2 separate regions of the Homo sapiens genome follow, and region 2 is linked to region 1. Evidence: chromatin contacts called from ENCODE Hi-C data. All regions are on one chromosome and are shown on one strand. Each heading gives the region's core, a stretch centred on a gene start or an enhancer-like site at or near the end of the contact. The rest is flanking DNA. Distances are from core to core; before and after follow the strand shown.

Region 1 (6,445 bases), core at 1,868-4,367:
TTGGAAGGAAAACATGGAAGTCAAGAATTGGAAAATTGATTCCTTTGGAATTATTTGCCTACTCCAGTTTGGAGAGCGCTGGTCTAGCATGACTAGCCCACAATTGTAAGGAAAGAAGTCACCAAGAGCAGTGTTCTGTTGAAAAGCAGAATCAGGCCCACAAATATAGCAGCTACAATGTTATCAAACAGCAAACATAAATCCATATATTTAAAGTGTTCACAGAAATAGAGTGGTTAAAAATATCAGTAACAAGAAACTATCAGAAATGGCCAGGCCAATATGAAAACCAAAAGAGAACACTAAAATAAAAAATTAAAGTAGAAATTCAATAAAAGGGTTAAACAATAAAATATAGGGAGGTGAAGATAAACCTCAAGAAATTACACAGAATGCAGCACAGAAAGACAAAGAGATAAAAAAAAATGACAGAATCAAGAGACAAGGAAGTTAAATGGGAGAAGTGCAAAACATGTCTAATCAAACTTTTATGAGAGAATAGAAATATAAGCAATATTTGAACAAATAATAGTAGAGAAAATTTTCCAAAATTGATTAAAAACACCCATCTACAGATGTAGAAAGCCAAAGTCCCAAACAAATACACGAAAAGAAATGAAAGCCTATAAAATCAGAAGGTTAAGTCCTAAGAGATTCATACAATGATTGATAACATTTTTAAATTAAGAACTTCTGAACATCAAAGGTCTTCAGAGTGAAAAATCAAACTGAAATGGGAGAAGATATTTACAACACATATAACAAAGGATTAACATCTAACATTATTAAGACAAGACTGTGACAGATAAATGGGCAAAAGCAATAAACAAGTATTTCAAAACCGAATCACAAATGGTTAATTAACATATGAAAAGATGCTAAACCTCATTAAGACTCAGAGAATTGCAGATTTCGCTCCAATGAGACACCACCATTTCACACCCACCAGATTGTCAAAAATTAAAAAGTTTAATAACATCAAATGTGATAGGCATATTAGTGTTCATTTTATTATTCCTTAAACTGTCTGCACATTACATATGCTTTTATATGTACATGTTTCATAACTAAAATTGTTAAGTGTCACCTGAGCAATAAAAATATTTCTTCATAAGCCTGATGAGAGCAGTTTCAGTGAAATACTGGGCATGAAAACCAGACTGCATGGGCTGAAAGGCTCTACAAGATAAAGGCGTAAAGCTAACTTATGGACAACTATTTCAAACTTACCTATAAGGCTGGAAAAGCAGAGCTGCAACTTTAGGGAATGATATGGTGAGAGTTTATGTTATATTTTTAAATAAAGGAAACTGGATTAGGTTTAGAAAAATCTAGAGGGAAAGGACGACAGTGAGTAAGGTGTCCCTGGTTTGTCACAAAGATACATGATACAGGGATCGGGAACAGGAATTTCCTTTAGGGATGAGAGATTCTTTGACCTTATCCCATCACTCCCAAGCCCCATCCACTCCAGTCACAATAGTCTACTTACTCCTCCTTCCAGCAAGCCTCTACTTCGGGACTTTTATAACCTCTATGGAGAATACTCTTTCCCAGATGGTGCAAGGTATGCCTTTCACTCTTTTATTTCCCCAAATGTCAATTCAGTGAAGTGTTCCTGACCACTATGAAACTGAAATCCCATCTGCACTCCCTGCCACCACTACTCCTGATACTCTTATTCCTTTTCCTTGCTCTATTTGTCTTCATAAGCTTTTAATACTCTATGTATGATAGACTCTATATTGTTGAAACTCTCTACCTCCATTGTATGTAAGCTCCAAAAATGCAGCAAATGTAGTCACAGCGCCTACTAATGCTTGATACAAAGGTAGCTCAATGAACACATACTGAATGAATATGGACCCTGCTTGAGGAAACTGAAGAACAAGTATAATAAAAATGATGCTGTAAAATTTGAACAAAATGAAGTAATGCACAGAGAATAATCAATTTGCTGCCCACAGAAGTGGTGACATTTGGGTTAGATCTTGAATCATGAGTTTGCCAAGTGCAAGAAAAAGGTGCACATTCCAAGAGAGTGGAAGATGGTAGGTCTGAAAAGGCCTTGCACATTTGAGAAACAGGGTACATTTGGAGTATGGCAGAGATAACAGTGACCAGATTTTAGCTAACCTTACAATATACACAACAATGGACGCATTATATCCAACTTCTCAACTCTAAATATCCTTTTCAGAATTATAATTGTCCAGTTACTTGTTTTATTTGCAGTAAAGTTAAGAGTACAGAATACAAAATAAAGTTAACACAGAATTACTGGCACTCCCTTTACTCACTACAAGTTTGAGCAGAGTTAACCTATATTTTTTTTAATCAAACTGTAAATTCAACGTATAACACTCAAAGTGAAAATACTGCTTTCAAAGGTCTCAACAGCGGGTATTATTCAAAGAAGTCAAAACTAAAAATTCTGCATGGTAGGAGAGAGCAGCTGGGTGGGGAAAGGTCAAATTCAACTGCTTATTTAGTAGCAGATACTCCCCATTTAACCAAATGAGTTTCTGATTGGGCTTGCATGCTGTCATAAATAATATTCACTTATTACTATGTTTTCAACTAGTCTATCGTCCTTTTATCCACATCACTCCTTCTTTCGGACACTCACCTTCGTTTTAAACCTAACTCAATTTATTTTCAGGATTCCTATTTGAGACAAGAAGCTCTTGTGTGTACACACACAGAGAAAACCTTGGAAGATTATATTCCACAGTTCAAGAGCCTGTGTAGTCAGTACTGGAGCATTTAAGCACAAGATAGGAGAAGCAGTGGACACCATGGTGTTTTGGGATTCCTACTGCCAGGGGGTGGGAACCCAGGGAGTTCCCTGGGTAGGCTCGAGGTCAAAGCTCAGGTTTAAAGCGAGGGGGGCGGGGCATGCCCCAAGAACCTCAGGGAGGTGTGTGGGCCCTAAAATGCAACTGGGAAAGAAAGGGCGCGGCCACTCGGAAAGACTCACAGTAATAAGCCACCACAGGGTCTCGCTTGTCATGCTCCTGAGCCGTCCTCAGATGATGCTGTATGCTCTTGAACTGTGCGGGGAGCGGGGGCAGCGGTGCAAGCGCGGCCATCTCTACTCCGAACTCACCACTTCCTACTCGCGCTCCACCGGCACTTCCGCTTCCGTCTGGGCGGTAGCGCGCACGAGCGTTCAGAGCAAATGCTGCCCACTCTTCCGTTGCTCAGCGACGTCAAGTCAACTACGGATCCCCAGCTGGGACAACCTCAGGGTGCTTGGCTCTCGGCGGTTAGAACCCACAGAAGACCCGAGCATTTTGGCGCTTATGCCGCGCATGGCGCTAGCGCTCTCTGCTGGTAGGAGGAAGGGTTTTTGTTTTGTTTTGCTTTTTTGTTTGGTTTGTTGTTTGTGGCAAAAGGAAGGATAGAAAAGGAAAAACAAGAAAATAATGTATGTTGACTGGGAGAAAGTATAAAGGCGAGAATTGCCTTTGGCGTCATTCAGGAATTACCACTTCCAGTTAATATGCCACATTAATATTCCATATAGCAGTGTCCTTTAGAAGCCTTTTTGATTTTAGAAACTTTAATTTCAATACTTGCATGAGAGAGAAATAATGTGTTTAAATTGTAAATTAAATTTTTCTATGTTGACATACTGGATAAAATAATCAGATTTCGCGCCAAATTAAGCTAAACATATGAAGCTTAAAGAAGATTGAACTTTTGTTCTCAGCTGGCTAGTACGTATTTTAGTGAATGAATAATCTGTAGATCACCTTTTTTTTTTCTGGAGAGTGATTAACAATTTGTAAAGTATTTTCATATTTATTATCTTGTCTTAATGTAAGATAGGGTGTTTGGGACGTTTTCAACGCTGGTAACTCTTAACCATTGTACAGTAGGCATCACTTTTCCTTCTACCCTCAATGACTTCAATTCTCTTCCTCTCCTCTCCATCCCTTACTTATATCTTTCAGGACTGTACACTTTATTTACTTCCTCCAATAACCTTCTTTATTTTATCTCAGTCCTCAGTTTTGACAATTCATCTTAAAACTAGTTTTCACTGAAATCACACTATCCCCAAGAGCCAAAATCTCCAGCTCGGAAATTCCCCTCTGCCTACTATTTTCTGATCACTCTCTCACCCCCAGAAGAAACCGCTCCATGTCCTCATATTATCCCACTCCACATACGTTGCCTAGACCTATTTGCAAAGTCCATCATCTTATTCTGGGTCGGGCTTTTTTACTCAGCCTGAAACTCAGTTCTGTCTTCTTCCCCAATCTCAGCGGCATATTTCCTACCACTGGAGAATGTATGGTTTCTTTCTCTTTCTCTTACTCCCACTATTTGGACTTTCCAGTCAAAAGTTGCTAGATTGGTAGAGAAATCAATGAAGAAAAGCAGAGTTGGATAACCATAACTGTTTTCTTTCTATACTCACAACTTTTCATTTATTTGTTTCCTATTACTTCTTGATTCTCAACCGCAGCTGCCCTTAAAGATCAACTTTAAAGCCCACTCCAGGCATTCTCACTTAATTGTTCTAGGTGGGATCCTAAATGTCAGTATCTTTAAAAGGTCCTCATGTAATTTTAATGTTACGTCTAGGGTTAAGGACCAGTGCTGTAGTCCACAGATGGTGTTTCAAACTTCTCTCGCTCTATTCAAGCTAGGCACTCAGCCCCAATTTCCTTGGTCTACAACAGCATTTCCTGCTATTGAGATTAAGGCCACCACCAGATATGAATTATTTTGCCTTGCCTCTACCACAACTTAAAGTAATAATAACTAGCTAGCAGCATTTGCTGAGCATCAACTATGTATCATGCATGTTTCTAGGGTCTTTATATTAATTTATTTAATTTGCACCACAACCCTATGAGGAACATATCATTATTATTTTACAGATGAGAAAAATAAGACACATAGAATCTAGATAACTTGCACTAGGTCACAGCCAGGAAGGATGAGTATTCCACATTAAAATCTAGGTATTTTGGTTTCAGAGCCTGTGCACCTAGCCATTACTACTTGACTATGATGTCTTTCTAGATCTTATGTTTTATCTTTTCTCTATTCCATCATCTTATGTCTGAGAAACAAATGTTCCTCTTCCTGGTAGAAGGCTGCACCCTCCTGTTACTCTCCTGATCTCCCCCTTCAGAAGTGAATTTTGCCACTCTTTCTCATTTGCATACATTCATGTGTACTCTTATTTGCATACCCTCATGAGCAGGACTGAGGGAAAAATAAGAAAGTGAAATGGTTGGAGTTGGATTTTACTCTCTGATCTGCCAACACATGCTCTTTTCTTTTCTTTCTTTTCTCCTTCCTTCCTTCTTTTTTTCTTTCTTTTTTTTTTTTTTTTTTTAGACAGGTTCTCACTCTGTCACCTAAGCTGGAGTGCAGCACACTATCAGAGCTCGCTGCAGTCTTGGACTCCTGGGCTCAAGGATCTTCTTGCCTCAGCCTCCTGAGTAACTGGGACCACAGGCACATAACACTATGGCTAATTATTATTATTTTGTTGCCTAGGCAGGTCTTGAACTCTTAGTCTCAAGTGATACTCCTGCCTCGGCCTCCCAAAGTGCTGAGATTACAGACAAGAGCCTCATGCTCTCTTCTTTCTAAATATGCTAACCCTTTCATGAGATGATAATTGATTTGATGGAGAACAGTACAGAGACAGTGTTAGTGTAACACACATTGAAATTATGCTATAAAACAAATATTAATGACTGTGAGGTTGCTTTTTCTTGTTTTACTATGATATTTTACTAGAAAGACCTACATTCTTCTTCTCCATTCATCTCAGACCAGTTTCTGAAGGATCTGACATCACCCTCTAGGACTGGGCTAGAACCTTGGCAAGTAAGGGGAGGGCAGAGCTGTAGAACAAAATAGGGGGTGAGGGCAACCATAGGAAGAAGAAAATGGAGAGAAACTAGAGCTGACAGGTGTTTTGATGGGAAAAAATGTTTTACACCATACCCTACATACACACATGTATGTGTGATCATCTGACAATAAAAATATTCTGTGTCCGTTTGGTCAGAACCATCTTGTTGGCAAATGACAGGGCATCAGTCAATGTAATCAGGATAATATATATATCTATAGCTGTATCTTTTTAAGATACTGTATGTGGTAGAAATTTGGCTTCCAGTATCATGAGACTAACATCCTATTATTTTAGCATCCCCCCCAAGTAGAAATAATTTTTCCTTAAATTTTCCGCAGAAGAATGATAGGGAAGACCCTGAAAACTTGGCCAGGACCATTTGCCACCCCATCCGCCCATGGCTGGGACATGTAGACACTATAAACATTGCATTTTATGTTTTAAACACGGATATTTAATTGTTCCGGCACATTTAAAACAATAAGCTAACTATATACGAATATAATGTATTCACAAATGTGAATTGCATTAGCACATTTAAAACAATAAGCTAAC
Region 2 (6,445 bases), core at 1,492-3,991, 5.9 Mb after region 1:
CAAACTGTCATCATCTGTACCCCATCCTACTGCAAACTTATGTTCTTTATCCATTAAGCTAGTTGGACATCCCTATAAAGTGTTCTGTCTTCTCTCCACTGCCGCCCCGCCGTCCCCCCTCAACCCCCAATAATAGATGCTCATCACTATCCCTAGCTGCTGCATTGGTCTCTTAGCTTGGACTCTACCCATAAATTTCATCTTTATATTGCCATCTCTGGGATGTTTTTCAAGTGCAAAATTACAGTCATTTTAAAACCAAAATTTACGCATTGATGTCTTCCTGTTGTCTGAACCTCAGTCATGATGAGCTGTAGGAACTCCCTATGTACTGTTTTTGGCCACTTTGCCTTATGCTACTCCTTGTTCACTTACCTATCTTAAGTCTTACACCCTAGCAAAAAATTTCCAATTCCTCTTTTTGCTCAGGGGCCACTGAATGCAGCACATACCTTTAGGCTAGTAATTCATTCCATTTACATGTCTCCACCAGAATAAAATTTTAGCATTTAGTATTGTGCATGGCATACATACTGTAGTTATGTAATAAATGGTCCTTGAGTGTGTATAAATGAAAGAATGATAATTGCGTATTTATAAAGGCTTGATTTAATTTTATGTCTGCTGCTGCTGCTTGAAACAAATACAATCTGGGCTGTCTTAAAAATTGCTGGGATTACAGGCGTGAGCCACCGCTCCCAGCCAAGATAGGTTCTTGATTGCTGTGTTCAAATCCTTAAAAGGCTTTGCTAGAGAAGAGACATGTTCAAATCACATAGGATCAGGAGACTGGTATTTGATACTTGTCCGATCTCCTCATTTTAACATGTTACATATTTAAAGGACAGAAATCAGAGTCAGTAGGTAAAAAATCTTAGGGACATAGACTTACTAGCTCAATATAGTGAGCTAATTCAATATAATGAGCTAATACTTGACAACTAGATACTTTAAAAAGTGTTAACATGCAGCTTGTGAATAGCAAGTTTTCTACCTGGATCAAACTGGGGGAGGGGAACACAGGAAAACTCCAGAAAGCAAGCCACTATATTTTTGAACACTACTCAGAGACAACAGAAAAGCTAGCTTTGTGATGTCAGAAAAGCTTTCTTGGACCCTATCTCATTCTAAGAGTTCAGGAAAATCTAATTTCGTGTAAAAATGAGCAATGGAAAAAGATGTCCAATCACATAAAATGTTTTTGTCAAAATGGAATTATGAATGCTTTAGTAAACTGGAAGAAATATCTCTGAAGAATTTAGAAGAAAGTTGTCAGCAAAGCATTTATGGATGTAGTATTTGACCTGGGTCCTCCTTGCTACTTAAATCAGTTGGAATATTAACCTATGTTAATAGTGCAGCTGGAAGAGTAGTGGTTCCGTTCTCATTCTGGAGGGATGTTTTCATTCTGGCCCTGTCTGTTTGCTGTTTGATAAGAGAGTGGGAAAGGGAGGGGGTTATAAAGTCGTGATTTATTCACAAGGGCAAAGGGAAGGACAAGGAACTTGAGAAAATTACTCCATCTAGGGTTTCTGATCCATCATCATCCTTGTTCTGCGCTCACTCAGCCGTATCCAGCTCTACTGGGCATATCACTATTATTGCTATCAATTGTTTTGCTAGTTGCTTAGTCCCAAATCATTATCATCTTTTCTGTCATTCCACATTTAGGTATTTTATTCAACAAATAGACTGAATGCCTATTATATACCAGACACTCTTCTAAAGCACTGGGGAAAGATAGAGCATGGATCAAAACAACTTCCTGTTCTCCTGGAGTCTACAATTTTGTTTGGTGGTAGTGGAAGCGTAACTAAATATATATGATAAGTGCTATAGAGAAAAGCAAATTAGGGTTAGAATGGAACGAGATGCCCCGCTGGCCTGTAAGCTCCAGGAGGACGAGGACCTGCCCTCTCATTAAGGTATTTTCCGTGCTTAGAATGGTGTCTGCTACGTAGTAGATATCTATTATTGGTTGAATGAATAAGTGATGTTGACCATAGATAAATTAGTTCAAAACTTAGATTTTCAAATTATGTCAGTAGCAGGCACACATCTTAAATTGTTATATCACTCCAGTGCACGTCTTGCTGAAATTCAGAAGAGGAAGCTATTTCGTATGAAGCCAATAACCTCAAATCAGAAATGAAAACTGGGATATCACCTGTCATATCACTTGCCATCCTCGGCTAAGCCAGGAGAGTGTCCGGCCCAATATTCGGTAGCCTGGATACGTAGGTGTATTTAGTGAACGAAAGAATGAATCCTAGCCACTGCAAAGCTGCAAAACCCTCGGGGGTAGTGCTTGGCTTCTGCCAGTTCCACAAGTATTTTAATATTAGCTGAACAAATGAAATGACCAAAAAATAAATCGCGATTTTGTGTCAGATGAACTTGGGAAGGCGGATGCGCTTAGGGTCCGGCTGTAGCGAGTAAGACACTCCCTGCGAAGAGTTCTGTGGGGTACGAACTCCGGACTGCGAGTCCAGCTCACGAGTTTGTACCTAAAACCTTGCCCTGCGGGAGCGACGCTGTCCTAACGCGACCTGCCCTGCCCGTCAGCTCCTATTGGCTGACTCTCGGAAGACCCGCCTCTTGAGAAGGAAAAGCAGTCGCTTCCCGAATTGCCTGACATCATGCAATGACCAATCAGAAGCAGCGATCTTCAGTTTTGCCCAATGAGGCTGGTTACGGGTCCTGGCCCGCGGAGTTTGATTTCGTCCTGGGATGCGGAAGTAGCAGTCCTGTCATGCGGAAGTAGCAGTCCGGTCCTAGGGACTAGCAGGTGGGTTGGTTGGGCGCAGGAGGACGGGGGCGCGCTTCCCATAACATTACCCTGGCTGAGCGTGAGGCTCCAGGGCTGGGCACCGGGTTGACCTCTTATTCCTCGCTGAGGGCATCGTTACCGCCTGTGGCTGCAAGCCGAGGCGCGCGGGTGGAAACTGGGTCGAGGTCTGGGTAGACGTCTGAGCGATCTGCACAAGGAGTGGCGCAGTCTGGAATTTGATTGAGGATTCCTAACGCCCTCCGCTTGATGTTCTGGTGATTCCCGGGGGCTCGGCTTCGGAGGAAGGTGAGCAAGGCTACCACGCTGTGTTTGGAGAGCACCAGGAAGCTTGTGACCAAAGCGAGGGACGCGATCCGGCTCTGGTCACGGCCTGTTACTAGATGGGTGACCAAGTCACGTCCCGTATCTGGAATTCATGCTTCTCATTTTAAAAGAGTGAGGAGGGATGGGCATTCCACATGGCTGGGGAGGCCTCACAATCATTGCTGAAGGCAAATGAGTAGCAAAGTCACATTTTACATGGTGGCAGGCAAGAGGGCTTGTGCAGGGGAACTCCTGTTGATAAAACCATCACATCTCATGAGACTTATTCACTACCACGAGCATAGTATGGGGGAAGCTGCCCCCATGATTCAGTTATCTTCACCTGGCCCCACCCTTGACACGTGAGGATATGTGTGTGAGAAGAGCTACTGTTTATTTTTTTAAAAACTGAGTCGTCCCTTGCCTGCTTTCAAGGGTTGGCTAAACTCACCCATCTGCTAAGAGTCTCAGCCCAAAGCTTTCAGGAAAGAGCGAGCTTCGCTGTGGCATGTAACTTGAAGCCTTGCCTACTAAGTAGATGTCCAGTTTGTTGATTGGTCTCTATTAACTAGGCTCAAACATCCTACGAGGTTTTAATGTAATCTAACCAATTAATTGAAATTTCCTTTACAACCCTCTCTTTCCCCCAGACTTCCCCTTCCTTTCTTTTTCTCTGACTTAAAAGAATGCTGGCTAGGAGAAATTAGTTGACTGTGTCGTGTATCAAGAGGACTTTTCCAGGTTATGTAGTACAATTTGGCATTTATTTGTCAAGAGTAACATTTTCTAAAATTTTCCCCAAAGGCACCAAGAAACTGATAATGTTCCTTTGAATTGGCTTCTGTATTTGCTTCATCAATGTCTCTCATACTGAATATCTTAAGAGAGATGCTGGAATATTTTGGCGTTCCTGTAGAACAGGTAAATGTCGTTTTGGATTGGAATGGATCTGTTGTATTTGTTCTTGGGTTTCATTTTGAAAATGACTTATATGTAATCATTTGATTTAAGGCAAAGTTGTTGCTTCTTTTTAGTTGGAACAAAGGTGAGTTTGTAATAGTATAGCTTTGATGATTTGAGTTAGAAGAGGGATAAGATTATTGAGAACATATTTACCTGATAGGACAAATGCCAACAGAAGATACAAAGGAAGCAAAATATAGACATGAGCTTCACAGAATTACATTTATTGCACAGATACATTAAAACTTCTATTCAAGGTAATTTATAAACAAGTTCAATATTTAAAGCTCAATAAATCCAGAATAAATCTAATGGAAAGAGGATGATTTAGGCCTGAGAATTATAAGCTGTATTAGTCTGTTCTCATGCTGCTAATAAAGACATACCGGAGACTGGGTAATTTATAAAGGAAAGAGGTTTAATTGACTCACAGTTCCACATGGCTGGGGAGGCCTCACAATCATTGCTGAAGGCAAATGAGTAGCAAAGTCACATTTTACATGGTGGCAGGCAAGAGAGCTTGTGCAGGGGAACTCCTGTTTATAAAACCATCACATCTCATGAGACTTATTCACTACCACGAGCATAGTATGGGAGAAGCTGCCCCCATGATTCAGTTATCTTCACCTGGCCCCACCCTTGACACGTGAGGATAATTACAATTCAAGGTGAGATTTGGGTGGGGACACAGCCAAACCATATCATAAGCAAATCAAATTTTATCTACTTGTTGAAAATCTGCTGTATCTAAGACAATATGCTTGTTTCTGCAGGTAATACAGAGGAGTAATACATGGTTGTATTCATAATGCTTAAAATATGAGGAATAAGAAACAATAAAGATAACTGTAATATGAGATTGTAAGGAAGACGGGTGGGGTGAATTAGAAGAAAGTAGTCAAGGATAATTTAAGATTTTTTTAAAGCAAAAGTAAGTTGAAGAATCATAGTACCATTATTATAAATGGGCATCTTAGTATGAGAAACTAGTTTGAATATGGAGATGAGGTGAGTCAGAGGTGATGTTAGAACATATAAGTAGAAATATCCTTCAGACAATTGGATATATATATGGTTTTAGTATGTAGGAAAGAAAAAGATTCAGTTTTGGGAGTTATCTGCTTTGTTTTGATATTTAAAGCCATGGACTTCGATAATGGCAAATGTCATTAGATGTGATTGAAACATTCTAAATATCAGTAATCGAGAGACTGAAGATAACAGCTGAACATTTGTTTATCACTATTAGGTTATTGGTGACCTTAAGAATTTCTGTAAGTGGAGAATGGGACTGTGTTGGAGTAGTTTGAAGAATATCAGGAAGGGAGGTGGGATCAGCAACCTTCTTTTGAAAAGTTTGCTTGTGAAAAGAAATTGAGAGAGGCCATCAGCCTGAAGGGGCCGCAGGATGGAATTTTTCTTTTTCTTTTAAAGTTAGAAGTAACTTCAGCATATTTGTCATCACTCTGGAAGAAACAGACAGGAAGAAATTTAAGATCCACATGAGAGAGGATTGAGCACCGCCTTTGAGAAGGTAGTTGGGCAAGGGATCTAATTAAATAAGTCTTGGAAAGGAGAGAGACTGTCCTGCCTTAAAGAACAGAATGAAAGTGAGAGAGAGTGAAAAGAGATTTTTTTTTTTTTTAAGATGGAGTCTTGCTCTGTTGCCCAGGCTGGAGTGCAGTGGTGCAATCTTGGCTCACTGCAACCTCTGCTCCGAGGTTCAAGTGATTCTCCTGCCCCAGCCTCCCGCGTAGCTGGGATTACAGGAGCCTGCCACCAATGCCCAACTGATTTTTATATTTTTAGTAGAGATGGGGTTTTACCACGTTGGCCAGGCTGGTCTTGAATTCCTAACCTCAAGTGATCCACCTGCCTTGGCCTTCCGAAGTGCTGGGATTACAGGCGTGAGCCCCTGCGCCTGGCCTGAAAAGAGATTTTGAATGGAGCTAAGTAAGAGAAGTGAAGTTGAGGTATGTCAAGTTGAAGTTCTCGGTTTTCTCAGTAAGAGCAGAGACAAGGTCACTTGCAGGTAATGAAGTGGTGGGATTTGAGAAGGGATTTCAGAGATTGGAGACTGCTCTGGGCAATGTGGTATAGAATGTAACATGTTATGAAGGGATTTCAGAATACCTGTGAGAACCCAGCTGAAGTCATCATGGAATTGTAGTTTTTCTAAATATTGTCGTTTTGTGATTTTTTTTTCCTAGCTAAGAGTAATTACAGTAGTGTATTCATTAGCAGTGTGGGAGCACATAATATCAAAAGAATGAACCATTTTTGAGTGGCATTGAACATATTACTGAAATAATTAACCAGAAAATCCATGCTTGGTAGGAAAATTAGTAAAGTCAAAATGTGGGTACTAGACCAGGAATAGAGGGAAGA

The links. Hi-C counts contacts between places; a loop is a spot of excess contacts on that map. Pooled maps may share reads with other maps.
Region 2: a pooled map shows a loop between it and region 1 (14-fold over the local background). The contact joins the promoter of MTFR2 here to the promoter of VTA1 in region 1. A Hi-C loop is called at or near these places in 4 of 50 pooled maps.

Annotation. Positions count from the first base shown.
Region 1 is chr6:142,143,935-142,150,379 of GRCh38, reverse strand. VTA1 (vesicle trafficking 1) reads right to left here and starts at 3,117. Exons shown (of 8, transcript NM_016485.5): 1 at 2,981-3,117. The coding sequence starts at 3,092. NMBR (neuromedin B receptor) reads left to right here and starts at 3,258. Exons shown (of 4, transcript NM_002511.4): 1 at 3,258-3,336. RefSeq lists enhancers at 2,416-2,936, 3,191-3,330, 3,094-3,388.
Region 2 is chr6:136,246,607-136,253,051 of GRCh38, reverse strand. It overlaps MTFR2 (mitochondrial fission regulator 2), which reads left to right and starts at 2,741. Exons shown (of 8, transcript NM_001099286.3): 1 at 2,741-3,076; 2 at 3,899-4,015. The coding sequence starts at 3,953. RefSeq lists enhancers at 2,272-2,421, 3,072-3,291.